2 separate regions of the Homo sapiens genome follow, and region 1 is linked to region 2. A link is a contact called in ENCODE Hi-C or POLR2A ChIA-PET data. All regions are on one chromosome and are shown on one strand. Each heading gives the region's core, a stretch centred on a gene start or an enhancer-like site at or near the end of the contact. The rest is flanking DNA. Distances are from core to core; before and after follow the strand shown.

Region 1 (7,352 bases), core at 4,670-7,169, 94 kb after region 2:
CCTCATCTTCCTGTTCATTGCCCCTGCAGTGGTGGCAGCTGTCCCATATCAAGGTCTCACACTGGCCAGGGGCTGGGCTTGGTGCTGTACGCAGATTGTCTTATTAGGACTATGAGGCTTTTGAGATAGGTATGATAATATGTCCTCATTGAGCAAGTGACAATAGGAAACCCCCAGAAATTGTGTGCACTGTTTTGCCTGATCTCACACACTTTGGACAGAGACTTTGATCACATTCTTAGGGGCCCACAAATGGTCAAAAACCTCTGAACTGAGACAGCAGCATTTTTTGTGGTTTTTTTTTTTTTTTTTGAGATGGAGTCTCGCTCTGTTGTCAAGGCTGGAGTGCAATGGCCCGATCTCGGCTCACTGTAAGCTCTGCCTCCTGGGTTCACGCCATTCTTCTGCCTCAGCCTCCCGAGTAGCTGGGACTACAGGCACCCGCCACAGTGCCTGGCTAATTTTTTGTGTTTTTAGTAGAGACAGGGTTTCACCGTGTTAGCCAGGATGGTCTCGATCTCCTGACCTCGTGATCCGCCCGCCTAGGCCTCCCAAAGTGCTGGGATTACAGGCGTGAGCCACCACGCCCGGCCTGTTTTGTATTTTTGAGATGGAATCTCGCTCTGTCGCCCAGGCTGGAGTGCAGTGGCATGATCTTGGCTCACTGCAACCTCTGCCTCCCGGGTTCAAGTGATTTTCATGCCTCAGCCTCTAGAGTAGCTTGGACTACAGGCATGCACCACCACACCCAGCTGATTTTTGTATTTTTAGTAGAGACGGGGTTTTACCATGTTGGCCAGGTGGGTCTCAAACTCCTGACCTCAAGTGATCCACCTGCCTTGGCCTCCCAATGTGCTGGGATTACAGGCATGAGCCACTGTGCTTGGCTTGGGAGAGCAACTTTTAAACTCTCTTTTTATTTTGGATCCATGGTAAGAAATATATTTCCATAAAAACCCCAGTTCAAGCATACATTTACCTATATCCATGAATAAAAGTTTCATGAAATGATATCTTCCTATAAGCACACTGACGTTTGCTACTCTACTGTTCTTTCATTTCATTAAAGAAACGTGCTGTCCAGGCAATCTCAGTACTTTGGGAGGCCGAGGCAGGAGGATTGCTTGAGCCCGGTGGTTTGAGACCAGCCTGGTCAACATAGCAAGACCCCATCTCTACAAAAAATAAAATTAGTCTGGCGTTGTGTTGTGTGCCTGTGGTCCCAGCCACAGGTGCCCCTGCAGGGGCAGGGGGCTTTCAGGTGGGAGGATCGCTTGAGCCCAGGAGTTTGAGGCTGCAGTGAGTTATGATTGCACCACTGCACTCCAGCCTGGGTGACAAAGAGAGAGTCTCTGTCTAAATAAATAAATAAATACATACATACATAAAATATGCTAGTCACAGTTTCCTAAATGGATTTTATGACTCATTGAGTCAAAATGATAGTTTTAAAATGTTGCTAAGAGAGATGTAAGGAGGAAAATGTGTTGGTGAGTGTTGAGGAGCCCAACTTCTTTTGAGAAATCATTGTTGGATCTGGTGTCTCATGTGTTACCCTGGGGTTTCAACTCCTGTTTGCTCATTCAGTTATTCATTGATCACCCTGTCTTCCAGGCATGCAGTCATTCATTCAAGGTGATTATTGAGCTCCCCTTGAGAGCAGGTATGGGGCTGGGGGTTGGAGATCCAGTGAGTGGTCCTGCTTGAGAGACTGGCCCTGCCCACATGGCACTAGTGGGCTGGGACTCTCCCATCACTCTTGTCTCCATCTTGTTGTGCACTGTTGATGCTCCATTGAATGATCTTGGCATCTTTGCTGAAAATCAGTTGATCATCAATGTATGGATTTATTTCTGAGCTTTCAATTCTATTATGTTGATCAACAGGTCTGTCTTTATGTTAGTACTACACTGTCTCTATCACTGTAGCTTTGCAGTACGTTTTGAAATTGGCAAATATGACACTTCCCACTTTGTTCTTCAACCTTGTGTTGGCTATTTGGGATCCCTCGAGATTCCGTATGAGTTTTAGGGCGTGATTTTCTATTTCTGCAACGAGCCACCATTGGAATTTTGGGAGGAATTGTACTGAATTTGAGAATTGCTTTGGGTAGTATCTTTAACAACACGAAGTCTGCCAGTCCATGAACATAGGATGTCTTTCCACTTCCTTAAGTCTTCTTTAATTTCCCTTCGCAATGTTTTGTGGTTTTCAGGGTACGAGTCTCTTGCCTCTCCAGGCAGATTTATCCCTGGGTGGCTTATGCTTTCGGATGCTGTTGTCAGTGGGATTGTTGTCCTTGCCAGTGGTCGCTGAGCCCAGCTGCAGCCTTGTCTTGCACTGCAGGGTGTCTGTGTCACCTACTTGCCTAGTTCTGGCCACTTTTCTTGCAGGAAGTCAGAAGTGTACTGATCTGGAGTAGGACCCTTAGCACAACAGAGCTGCTCCTTGGTGCTAGGAGATGCGTCCTGAGGCTGGCCATCCATGTCAGAGGACCTGGCGCCTCACCCTCATCATGGGATATCACTGACCACCAGTGGGGGATGCATCTCTGCTGGGCTTGGCCTGCAAGGTAGGAGCTGACTGCAGGAGTGGGAAAGAGCCCATGGCCCCTGAGGGGGCCTACAGTTGGCTCTCCTGTGGTTACTTGGCATGTTTGATAGACGCCTGGGTCTGGCACAGAGAACACTGCCCGCTGACAATCATTGAGCCTCGGCAGGCTGGCCCCGATGACATGTTATCTCCCCACACAGTCCCTGGACACACTTGATTAAAGGTGCTTATTACTTTCATAGTGTTGGCTGGAGTGATGTGATAACTCCACAAAAGGTTCTGGCAGAATCCCAGACCTTGGGGTGTTCCCACCAGTGTCTCTGTGTTCAAAGTTCAGCACAGTGTGGGGTGGCAGGAGATGGGAACTTGGAGACTGAGGCCAGAGTCTGCTGACTTGAGCCTCTGCTGAGGTCCTTATCAGTGCCGGGAGAGCAGCAGCCTAATCTCAAGATGGTTTAGAGGATTTAGCGGGGGCGTGCATGCAGAGTTGAGAACTGGCTCCTGGGTCGGTGTGCGGGGGGTGGGGATGGCCCGGGGGCCGTAGCTACAGTTTGTCTTCCTTCCCCCACCGGCAGAGGTGAAGAGAGGTGTTTTGTCCTGGAGCCACCAGGCCTATCCATGGAGGAGCAGAGCTTCACATGGAGCCTGTGCCCCGTCTTAGTCTATTTCGTGTTGCTATAAAGGAACACTAAGGCTGGCTAATGCATAAAGAAAAGAGGTTTACTTGGCTCCTGTTTCTGCAGGCTGTACGTGGCACTGGCATCTGGTTCTGGGGAGGCCTCAGGGGCTTCTCCTCATAGTGGAAGGTGAAGAGGGAGCAAGAAAGGGAGAGGAAGGAGGTGCCATGCTCTTTTCTAAGAAAACAGAAACACAGCTGCATTATTTTAAGCAAAACACATATTGGCTTAGGTCGCTGTATTCATCTCCCAGGGCTGTGGCACCAAGGCACCAGACACTGGGTGGCTCTTTGGGAGGCCAAGGCAGGCAGATCACTTGAGGTCAGGAGTTGGAGGCCAGGCTGGTCAACATGGCGAAACCCCATCTCTACTGAAAATACCAAAATTAGCCGGGCATGGTGGCATGAACCTGTAATCCCAGCTATTTGGGAGGCTGAGGCAGGAGAATCACTTGAACCCAGGAGGCGGAGTTTGCAGTGAGCTGAAATTGTACTATTGCACTCCAGCTTGGGCAACTGAGCCAGACTCCATCTAAAAAAAATAAAAAATAAAAAACCCAGCAGAAGTGGATTCTCTCACAGTTATGGAAGCCACAAGCTTCTAGGGGTTAGAATTCCAACATATCTTTTTTTGGGGAAAGAGGGGCATAATTCCCCATAGAAGAGCCTGTAATCTCAGGGAGCCTTGACCCAGGTATTTGACGTTGGTGTAATCTACTTGTGTATGTGTATTGGTGGACAAAGGGGATGGCCTCACATCCCTTCAGCATCTTGGGGGTGGGCGGTGCCTCCCCTCCGGCTCCCCTGAGTCAGCCCCGGGGAAGACCAATTGTGGGGCTGGATGGTGTGGGAACCCCCAGCTCCGTCCTGTCTCCAGCCATCAGTGAGGTGTGCTTGGCCATTCCCCACAGGACCAGTGGGCGGGATGGGGCAGCTTTGCAGTTGGAGAGGATGGGGGTTCAGGCAGGCAGAACAGATGCGCGGACACAGAAGAGCTGTGCAGAATGTGGAGTTGAGCTTCCTGGAAGGCCCATAGGAGAGGCGAGACTGAAATCTTCTTGATACTTTTTCACTGGGGCCTGAAAGCCTGGTGCAGAATGAAACTGAAAGCACTTGTCTCGTTGAGCAAATCATTCAACTTTGTTATTTCTGTAATTGAAATAATTCCTGGCATTAATTATGTGGAGAGCACTCATGACCATGTGGACATATCTTTTGGGGGCACATGAACTGAGGGTAATAATTTCGCTCGAATTTTTTTTTTGAGATGGAGTCCTGCTGTGTCGCCCAGGCTGGAGTGCAGTGGCGTGATCTCGGCTCACTGCAACCTCCACCTCCTGGGTTCCAGCAATTTTCCTGCTCTAGCTTCCCCAGTAGCTGGGATTACAGGTGCCCACCACCATGCCCGGATAATTTTTATATTTTTTAATTTTATTTTTATTTATTTATTTTTTGAGACGGAGTCTTGCTCTGTCACTCAGGCTGGAGTGCAGTGGCACAATCTCAGCTCACTGTAACCTCCGCCTCCAGGCTTCAAGCGATTCTCCTGCCTCAGCCTCCCAAGTAGCTGGGATGACAGGAGTCCGCCACCATGCCTGGCTAATCTTTGTATTTTTAGTAGAGACAGGGTTTCACCATGTTGGTCAGGCTGGTCTCAAACTCCTGACCTCATGATCCGCCTGCCTCGGCCTCTCAAAGTGCTGGGATTACAGGCATGAGCCACTGTGCCTGGCCTAATTTTTGTACTTTAGGTGGGATTTCATCATGTTGGCCAGGCTAGTCTCGAGCTACTGATCTCAGGTGATCTGTCCACTTTGGCCTCCTAAAATGCTGGGATTACAGGTGTGAACCACTGCGCCTGGCCTATTTCACTCCATTTTGCCGAGGAGGGAACAGAAGTGTGGAGTCCTCCCAGCCACATGGCCTCGGATCCGGGCTGCAGGTCCAGGCTTTCCGGCTCCAGGGCTGGTGCCCTCTGTCCTGTGCCACTTCCCCTGCAAAATGAGATGAAAATGAGTCTCATTTTACGATGAGGAAACTGAGGCCCTGAGAGAGGGTGAGAAACCAGGTCTCTGGCTGAATGCACCTCTCACTGAAGACATCTCCGGGTGGAAATGTTCTGAGAGCTGCTGTGTGTGCTGGTGTCAGAATGAACAATACCCATAGTGCTTGGCGTAGACAATCAGCAAAGCTAGGGACCCGTTTTCTCCTCCCAGCCCCCTTTCTCACTTCAGGCCCTAGACAAGAATCGGAGGTCCGTTTCTCAAGTTTAGCTCCTGTCTGATTAAATTTGAGGTTCGTTTCTCAAGTTTAGCTCTTGTCTGATTAAATTTGGATTTGCTCCACTCTTTTTCACGGGCATAAAAATATCTGCGGAGTGAAAATGTGTGCAGAGGATGCACTGCGTGCAGGCTGCGGCTCGAGGTCAATCAGATTCCTCCAGCGATAAAAGGCCTGCTGAGGAAGCGGCCCCACTCCCAGCACAGCCCCATTGATTGGCTTTTATTTTCCTCTGTTGCTGGAGTGATCCAATTTGAAGCCCTGTTTCTGAGCATGTTGCAAGGAACCCTAGGGGCTGCCATAGCCCTGGAGATACTGGCTGGAAATCAAATTCAAATTGGTGCTTTCTTCCTATTAAAGCAGGAGACCTCTGCCCGGGAACGGGCCATTTGGGGGCTCAGCCATCTGGCACATGGAGTGAGTAGGTTTTATTGCCAAAGCCGTCCCGGCCTTGGCCTCAGCCTCTGTGTGGCTCTGGTGGGGAGTGTGTCTCGATGTTGTACTGTGAATAAGCCCCATGCCTACTTGAGTTTGGGGTTTCTGTTTTACCTACACTTCCATATTGTGGGCATGTGGCTGCGGAAATGTGCCTGCACCTGGACTCGCTGTCACTCACTGGCTTCTCGTGGTACAGCCTAGGGAGGGTTGCCCCAGCCGTATTTAGTTCTTCCTGCCTCAGATGAACGGGCCTCCTCTCCCAGCTCCTAATCAGGAGGGCAGAGTCTCGTTGGCGGCTCTCCTGTCCTGCTGCCACTGCCTTTACACTTCTTCAGATATGCGGCCGTCTTAAGGTGTAAATGCCTTCCTCTGTTTCCCAGTGGTTATCTAAAGCAAGGATTGGCAAACAGAATCCACACCATAGATTTGAGGTATGTTTGTTGTCCTCTTTCCTTCTTAAACTGTTAGTAAACAAGACATTCCTACAGGTGACCCCTTTCGGCCTTTTTTTTTTTTTAAGACTGAGTTTCGCTCTTGTTGCCCAGGCTGGAGTGCAATGGCGCCATCTCAGCTCACTGCAACCTCCGCCTCCCGGGTTCAAGTGATTCTCCTGCCTCAGCTTCCCAAGTAGCTGGGATTACAGGTGCCTGCCACCATGCTAATTTTGTATTTTTAGTAGAGATGGGGTTTCTCCATGTTGGTCAGGCTGGTCTCGAACTCCTGACCCCAGGTGATCCTCCCACCTCAGCCTCCTAAAGTGCTGGGACTACAGGTGTGAGCCACTGCGCCTGGCCAGTCCTGCACTCTTCAAGTTTCTATGTGTTGCAGACTGGTGGGGTAGCAATATCAGTTAGAGAGACAGGACTGGGGTCACTTGTCCCCTGTTAGCTCAGTGACCTTGAGCTCAGCTTAGACACATTGTCTCTGAACACTGTGCTGATGGCAACACCTCTCTCACCTGTCTTGCAGTCTTATTTGAGGAATTAAATGCAATAACCTGGGAGAAAGTGCAGGTATGAAGTCAGGGCACACAGCCCGTCACCAGGAGCTTGAAGGAGGAGAAGAGTGGGTGGGGATGTGAGCACAGAAGCTGAGGCGGGGGCTGAGCCGGGTGTGTATTTCTGCCTGTGCCACAGGGACACCCCTTTCAGGCACTGGGCGCCTAGCTCCTGTTGTCTCATCTCCTAAGAGAGTCTCGGGAGGCCTGAGACTCCCTCACTGCTGCGGGCTTCAAGAGCAGCATCTGTGCTGAGTAACAGCCATGGGGGCAGAAGCAGAGATCTCCCGTGACAGAGTAGTTAGGCAGCCGTAAAAATCCTACCACCAGCTCGTGGAAAAGGTCTCATTTGACAGGTGCCATGCCGTCAAAGACTTGTGCTCTGCAGCTGCAAATTCCCAACTGAAA
Region 2 (7,676 bases), core at 2,063-4,562:
TGAGGCCCCACCACACCCCCAGCACCTTCCTGTGCCTCCAGGCCTTCCCTGCCAGTACACCCCCTCCAGCCCCTGAAGCCCTGTCAGCAGCTCAGAGCCTTTCCCCGGAGTCACCCTGCTTCCCGAGGGGACCCACGTTGCTGCTGGGCAAGCTGAGGCCCCGCCACAACCCCAGCGCCTTCCTCTGCCTCCAGACTCCCTCCTAGCACACCCTCTCCAGCTCCTGCAGTCCCACCAGCAGCTCAGAGCCTCTTCCCTGAGTCACCCTGCTTCCCGAGGGGACCTCCACCCAGGGAATGCCCTTCCAGGCTCCTCTCACTGATTCACCTTCACTCCTCAGAGGTCAGGTGCTGGCTGATAGAGGCAATGAGGTGAGCCCCTCACCTCAGGGCGCTCAGCCCCTGGGAAGGTGATGAAAAAGGGCACCCCAAGGGGTGTCCCAAACTAATAGGTGGATGACTCCCGTGGGAAGATCCAGTCTCCCCTCCCCATGGCCAATTAAATTTGGGGTGTTTTTCTTTACTTTTTTGAGGCAAGGTCTTGCTTTGTTGCTCAGGCTGGAGTGCAGTGGCACAATCACAGCTCACTGCAGCCTTGACCTCCTGGGCTCAAGCAATCCTCCTCCTTCAGCTTCCTGAGGAGGTTTTAATTAAATAAATTAAAAGCTAATTAAAAACATTTTTTTTTTTTTTTGGTAGAGATGGGGTCTCACTGTTTTCCAGGCTGATCTTGAACTCCTGGACTCAAGCAATCCTCTTGCTTCAGCCTCTGGAGTAGCTGGGACTACAGGTGCTTGCTACTATGCCCAGCTATTTTTTTTATTTTTTATTTTTATTTTGTAGTGATGGGGTGTGTTTCCTAGGCTGATCTTGAACTCCTGGGCTCAAGCAATCCTCCTGCCTCGGCCTCCCAAAGTGCTGAGATTATAGGTATGAGCCATTGCACTCAGCCTGGATTGTATTAAGGAAACTAGCTTAGTCACTAAACTGCACTTCTACTTCTGATTGGACAAGATTGGCACTTTGTAAACCAGGTTTTCTGGGATGCTGGTTTCCTTGAAGATGTTTCTAGCTGGTATTATCATATAGGATAGGCTGAGTTATGCTGCATTAACAAGCAAAACCCAAAAGGTTTATTTCTCATTCGTGCTGTATGTCCAGCAAATGTGGCTGGGCTTCATTTTAAGTCGTCCTCACTCCCAGACCTAGCCTGTAGGTGCCCCACCATTGGGGGATCGCTGATTGCCATGGCATGGTTAGAGAAATATGGTTCTTAAAGGTTCTCATCCAGAGTGGCACATCTCTCTTCTGCTCACAATGTGTTGACCAAAGCAAGTCACATGGATGGGAGCAGGGAGATGCAATCCTCTCTTGTGCCCAAAAGAGGAGCACAAGAAATACTGTTGAATAGCATTGCCAGAGGCCACAGAAAAATCTCCAAAACCAAAAATCTCTATGACCCAATAAATTCAAGAAATACTGGGTTAAAGAGAAGGAAACCAGTATATGCACTGTGAGACTTCTCAGTCTTTATTATATACATTGTAACCATCACAGACAGCCTTTAATATATACATCTTAACTATCACAGACAGCCTTCAGTATATTATATACATTATAACCATCACAGACAGCCTTCAATATATTATATACATTATAACCATCACAGACAGCCTTTAATATATACATTATAACTATCACAGCCTTTAATATATTATGTACATTGTAACTATCACAGCCTTTAATATATTATATACATTGTAACTACCACCGCCTTTAATATAGTATACCCATTGTAACTATCACAGCCTTTAATATACACATTGTTAACTACCACAGACAGCCTTTAATATATTATATACATTGTAACTATCACAGATAGCCTTTAATATATACATTGTAACTATCGCAGACAGCCCTTTGTTTGAGGGTAAAGCATGTGACTTTGTTTTCCTCCTGTTCCCTCTGCCATCCTCCAGGGCCTCACACACAATAGGCTCTCAAATATTGCAACCATCTTGCACTCTGCAGGGCAACCTCATGGCTTATCCTTTACAAGTGGCATACTCAGAAGAATAACGAGGAAGAAAGTGTAAGAAAAGAGGGCTGTTTGGGCAAAGAAAATCTGGTTGATTCGATGTTTACAGAGTGCCAGGCCCCATGCTTGATCTCATGAGGTCCTCAGACCTTATGCCTTAGGCTATCATTTCCATTTTACAGATAAGGAATTGAGGCTCAGGGAACTGAGAGTGAGGGAAGGGCAGGGGCCTGGCTGGTGCTGGGTTCTGTCTCTTTCCAGGCAAGAAGGGACATGTGGACTTGAATATTTAGCTCAGGGATGTTGGAGGCCTAGGGTGCTGCTATTTAAATGGAAAGGGTGTCAGGGTTTCTGGGAGGGAGTAAGGGGACAGAAGAAAAGATGCTTCTGTTATCAGAAGGGAGTGGCAACGTGACAGGATACTGAAGCTTCCTCTTTTCTTATTCTGTCTCGTTTCTTTCAATATACTTATCACAATGTGTGGCTGATATTTATTATGCCTTTTTCTTTTCTATTCTCTTTTCTTTTTTGGGGCAGGGGAGCTGTTTTGCCACCAAAACCTAAGCCCATGGCCGTCTTCTTCACCGATATGACTGGTTCTCATGCAAGCACCTAGATGGCCCTCGCCCATAATTACTGGCTGCAGTTGAGTGAATAGCGGTCATTATCTAGCGCCCACCGTGTGCCCGGCCCGGTGCCGGGAGCTTTGCTTTCCGTCTCTCACATTAGGCCCTTTTAATCCAACCCCCAAGAAGGAGACACGACCATCGTCTTCATTTTGACGATTTTGAGTGGGGGTTCCAATGACTTGAACGAAAGGAGCCAGGGCACCAATCCGGGTTTGTGTAGCAGATGCCGGTGAGACCCGACTACTGCAGCTCGGGGGTGGCCGGACCCGGGGTCTCCCCGCTGAGTCTCGGGGCTTCACCGGCGCGTGGGCACAAGCACAGCACCCTCGGGTCGGGGGTGCTAGGAGGGCTAAGAGCAGCAGGACTTGAGTGACACCCAACAGCTGGTCTGATCTCTTTCAGGCGCCAACGCCAGACGCCAGCCTCCCAGCGGACCCTCTCGCAGACCCACCTTCACCCCACGCGCCCTCCCCACACAGTCCACGCGCCAGCAGCTTCGCGGATGTCAGTGAACGCTCTTCGCTTGCGCAGTCAGAACGTCCTCCGCGGCCGTGTGAACATCCGGGTCACAGGCGCATAAGGACCAATGAGCGAAGGCATCGCGAGCCAGGGGGCGCGGAGAAGGCGGGGAATCATGGCCGCCCCCAGTGTTCCGCGTCCGGGGGTTTGTGGGAGTTGCCTTGACCTGCAGCTCCGCCACCGCGGACCCGCCTTCTGCCCTCAGCAGCAGACGCTCTGTCCCGCCCGGGCAGCTCTGCGAGGCAGCGGCTGGAGAGGGAACCATGGGGACTGTGCACGCCCGGGTAAGAGGCCCAGCGACCCGCGGGCTGCGAGGCCTCTGGGCCAGCAGGGCAGACGGGCGCCGCGGGGAGACGCTCTCGTGGCTGCGCCCAGGGTTCACCGGGAGAGAGGGTGCCAAGGGTGCCGGGCTGGGTGGAGGAGGCCGAAAAGAGGTCGCCTCGGGCCAGCGAGTCTTGCAGACCTTCGAGCAGGAACCTGATAGGAGGGACGAGACTTGGCTAAAGGTCACTCGGCGAGTCCGTGGCCCAAAGGACTTGCCAACTTTCTGTGATGTCTTAGACCGCAGTGAATGTGCTCTTTCTTTGCATGATTTTAAGTTTTCTCTCTTTACTGGTCACTTCCAGCCTTTCCCCGCTCAGCCGCTGCTGGAGCCATTGTAGGCTCCTAGAGCAACAAGAATCCTTTGAAGTCTTCTAACTCAAACCTATCTAGGGGTCCTCTTTTCTCCTGTCTACCGTGCAAAAGACGGAACCGCTCTCTGCCTTACTTCCTGTTTTAAAGTGGAGGTAGTAATAGTACCTACCTCGCCTGGCTTAAAAGAGAATTAAAAGACAATGCATGTGAATACTTGGGTGCCTGGCGCCTGACTAACTGTACTGGTTGCCAAACTCCTCTCGTTTATCCTAATCTTAAATAAGGGCCAGATAATGAGTTACTTCTCCAAGGTCACATAGTTACTGGTTCCAAATGGCCTAAAACCTCAGATTTCCTGAGTCTCAGCCCCAACACTACTTTTCTACTGCAACTTTGATTGCTTCACTTGACCTGCATAGACGTTTTCAGTAGTTCCCCATTAACTTCCAAAAAAATTTAGCACAGAAGTCGCAGCCTGACATCGATAATTGGACTTAACTTCCCTTTATATGTCTTTCATTCAGATCAAACACCGTTTCTCTTCTGACATCTCTTTGTGTAACTGTAATAGGTCTGTTGCTCAGTGTGCTCGATAAGTCAATACACTCAGACAGTGGGTTGCAGCAGAGAAAGAGTTTCAGTTGCAGGGCCGCTGAACGAGGAGATGGGAAAAGAGAGGAAACCTCAAATCCATCTCCTTCAGGAGTTTGGACCTCATGTTTTTGCTGAAGTGTGGAGATCCTTGATTGGTGGAAGAGTGAAGGGTGAAGTTATGGGACAGGGAGATGAGGAAACTTCTCATGCTGATTCCGTTCCTCTGTTGCGGGGAGGAGTCTTCAAACTGGTTGGCAGCATCAGTTTTGCTGGAATTCGAGATCTGAAAAACATCTAAAGCAACTCTTAAGCAAAAGCCTTATGATTCTAATTTTAGAAATCCTATCTGTAAAATCAATGGGGATGCAAATAGTATCTGTGACTTTTGGTTACTAGCAAGTAGGTCAGAGTGCAACCTGAGCTCTTCCTGCCATCTTGGCTCCTGTGGCGGCCTGCCGGGAGCAGGACTTCTGAAAGGAAATATGTCTGGAAGGCTGTGGTCCAAGGCCATTTTTGCTGGCTATAAGTGGAGTCTCCGGAACCAAAGGGAGCACACAGCTCTTCTTAAAATTGAAGGTGTTTATGCCCGAGATGAAACAGAATTCTATTTGGGCTCATGTATACAAAGCAAAGAACAACATAGTGACTCCTGGCGGCAAATCAAACAAAGCCAGAGTAATCTGGGGAAAGGTAACTCGGGCCCACAGAAACAATGGCATGATTCGTGCCAAATTCTGAAGCAATCTTCCTGCTAAGGCTGTTGGACACAGAATCCGAGTAATGCTGTACCCCTCAAGGATTTAAACTAATGAAAAGTCAATAAATCAATGTGGATTTGTGCTCTTGAAAAAAAAAAGGCAACTTGATTAATGGTTAATTGTAACTACATTTCTTTTGAGATGGAGTCTCACTGTGTTGCCCAGGCTGGAGTGCAATGGTGCAATCTCCACTCACTGCAACCTCCGCCTCCCAGGTTCAAGCGATTCTCCTGCCTCAGCCTCCCATGTAGCTGGGATTATAGGCGCACGCCACCACACCCAGCCAATTTTTGTATTTTTAGTAGAGACGGGGGTTTCATCATGTTGGCCAGGCTGGTCTTGAACTCCTGACCTCAAGTGATCATCCCGCCTCGGCCTCCCAAAGTGCTGAGATTACAGGTGTGAGCCACTGCGCCCAGCCAATTATAACTACATTTCTGTCCAGATGTCCAGAATAATTTTTTTTGTTGTTGTTGAGACAGAGTCTTGCTCTGTGCCCAGGCTGGAGTGCAGTGGCACGGTCTTGGCTCACTGCAAGCTCCACCTCCCAGATTCACACCATTCTCCTGCTTCAGCCTCCTGAATAGCTGGGACCACAGGCGCCTGCCACCATGTTCGGCTAATTTTTTGTATTAGTAGAGACGGGGTTTCACTGTTAGCTAGGATGGTCTCGATCTCCTGACCTTGTGATCCGCCTGCCTCGGCCTTCCAAAGTGCTGAGATTACAGGCATGAGTCACCACGCCTGGCCTTTGTCCAGAATTCTTGTTAGCCCTGTGAGGATGGCTTTATTTGGACCGCACTATTGCACTTCATTCCCCCTCCCATCATCCATCTTTAGCATCAAAATATTCCCATCTTTTAGAACTCCGTTCTGAAAGTTCTTTATCCCCTGCATTTGGATGGGCTTCGCCTTTCCGTGCCATTTCCTTTGGTGCCATTTACATTTTGGCTTGTTTTGGGTCTGTTTGCATTTTCGTCTTATCCTTTGATCCTAAATTTCTAGATGTAATGGTAGGAACTGCATCTTCTTGGCTTGCATCCCCTGTGGCATCTTGAACAAAGTAATCACTCATTATTTATTCAGCTCATATTTATTGATGGTCTGCTATGTGCCTAGCACTGTGATAGGTGCCAGGGATACAGGGAAAAAAGTATCTGCCTTTATGGAGCTCTTTTTTTTTTTTTTTTTTTTGAGGCGGAGTCTTTCTCTGTCACCCAGGCTGGAGTGCAGTGGCGCCATCTCGGCTCACTGCAACCTCTGCCTCCCGGGTTCAAGTGATTCTCCTGCCTCAGCCTCCCGAGTAGCTGGGACTACAGGCGTGTGCCATCACACCTGGCTAATTTTTGTATTTTTAGTAGAGACAGGGTTTTGCCATGTTGGCCAGGATGGTCTCAATCTCCTGACCTTGTGATCCACCCGCCTCAGCCTCCCAAAGTGCGGGGATTACAGGCATGAGCCATTGCGCCTAGCCTGTGGAGCTCTTTTTACATTAAAATTGCTGCTGCTTTGATGAGTGTTTTGAGAAAAAAACGTTTTCAGTTCTTTTATTTGACTTTTTCATCCCACTAGCCAGTGTCTTTCAGACTTTTTGATCAAGACTCAAACAGTAAGAAAACATTTGCCATTTACCACCTAGTACTCATGCTTATGTCAAACAAAATTTTGTGCAATAATACTTAATATGTGTTATGTATTGTTATATTTTCAGTTTTCTTTTTTTTTTTTTTTTTTGAGATGGAGTCTTGCTCTGTCTCCCAGGCTGGAGTGCAGTGGCGTGATCTTGGCTCACTGCAACTTCTGCCTCCTGGGTTCAAGCGATTCTCCTACCTCAGCCCCCTGAGTGGCTGGGATTACAGACAGGTGCCACCACACCCAGCTAACTTTTGTATTTTTACCTGAGATGGGGTTTCACCATGTTGTCCAGGCTGGTCCTGAACTCCTGATCTCAGGTGATCTGCCTGCCTCAGCCTCCTGAAGTGTTGGGATTACAGGTGTGAGCCACTGTGCCCAGCCTGTTGTTATATTTTCTCTTGGATTCTAGTCTATCTCACTTTAAAGATGCTGTTCATAACTCATTCATTTCATGTCCCATACCCGCTGCCTTGCACATGGTGCTCAATACACACTTATTGACTGACTGGTAGACCGATCTGCTTAAAGGTTAAAGGCTACATCCAAATATTTATTTTATTTTTTTATATTACACACACACACACACACACACACACACACACACACTTTTTAATAGAAACAGGGTCTCACTATGTTGCCCAGGCTGGTCTCAAACTCCTGGGCTCAAGTGATCCTCCTGCCTTGGCCTCTCAAAGTGCCAGTGCTAGGTACAGACATGAGCTACTGTGCCTAGCCCAAATATATATTTTAGCGCATTTTACCAAACACTCACCCCATGCCTATTATTCTAGGCATAGAATTTATGGGATGTACATTCTATGAGGGTGAGGTTCTTATAAGTGCTTGTCACACAGTAGGATCTTAATAT

The links. Hi-C counts contacts between places; a loop is a spot of excess contacts on that map. ChIA-PET counts read pairs that join two places held with the same protein, here RNA polymerase II (POLR2A). Pooled maps may share reads with other maps.
Region 1: a pooled map shows a loop between it and region 2 (2.9-fold over the local background). The contact joins the enhancer-like site here to the promoter of SAMM50 in region 2. A Hi-C loop is called at or near these places in 2 of 50 pooled maps. POLR2A ChIA-PET finds 5 or more read pairs at or near these places in 2 of 52 experiments (AG04450 and endothelial cell of umbilical vein).

Annotation. Positions count from the first base shown.
Region 1 is chr22:44,043,897-44,051,248 of GRCh38, forward strand. The region is part of intron 1 of PARVB (parvin beta); the gene reads left to right. Among named protein-coding and RNA genes, the nearest start is that of PARVB, 23 kb to the left of the region's middle. RefSeq lists enhancers at 2,184-2,733, 4,648-5,596. Within about 2 kb of position 5,920, at least 5 of the 41 ENCODE cell types and tissues checked have a DNase peak (open chromatin) inside an H3K27ac peak, as active enhancers do.
Region 2 is chr22:43,952,130-43,959,805 of GRCh38, forward strand. It overlaps SAMM50 (SAMM50 sorting and assembly machinery component), which reads left to right and starts at 3,313. Exons shown (of 15, transcript NM_015380.5): 1 at 3,313-3,469. The coding sequence starts at 3,449. It also overlaps the pseudogene RPL35AP36. RefSeq lists enhancers at 2,538-3,290, 2,958-3,007, 3,088-3,167, 3,291-4,042, 3,848-4,057 and a silencer at 3,131-3,405.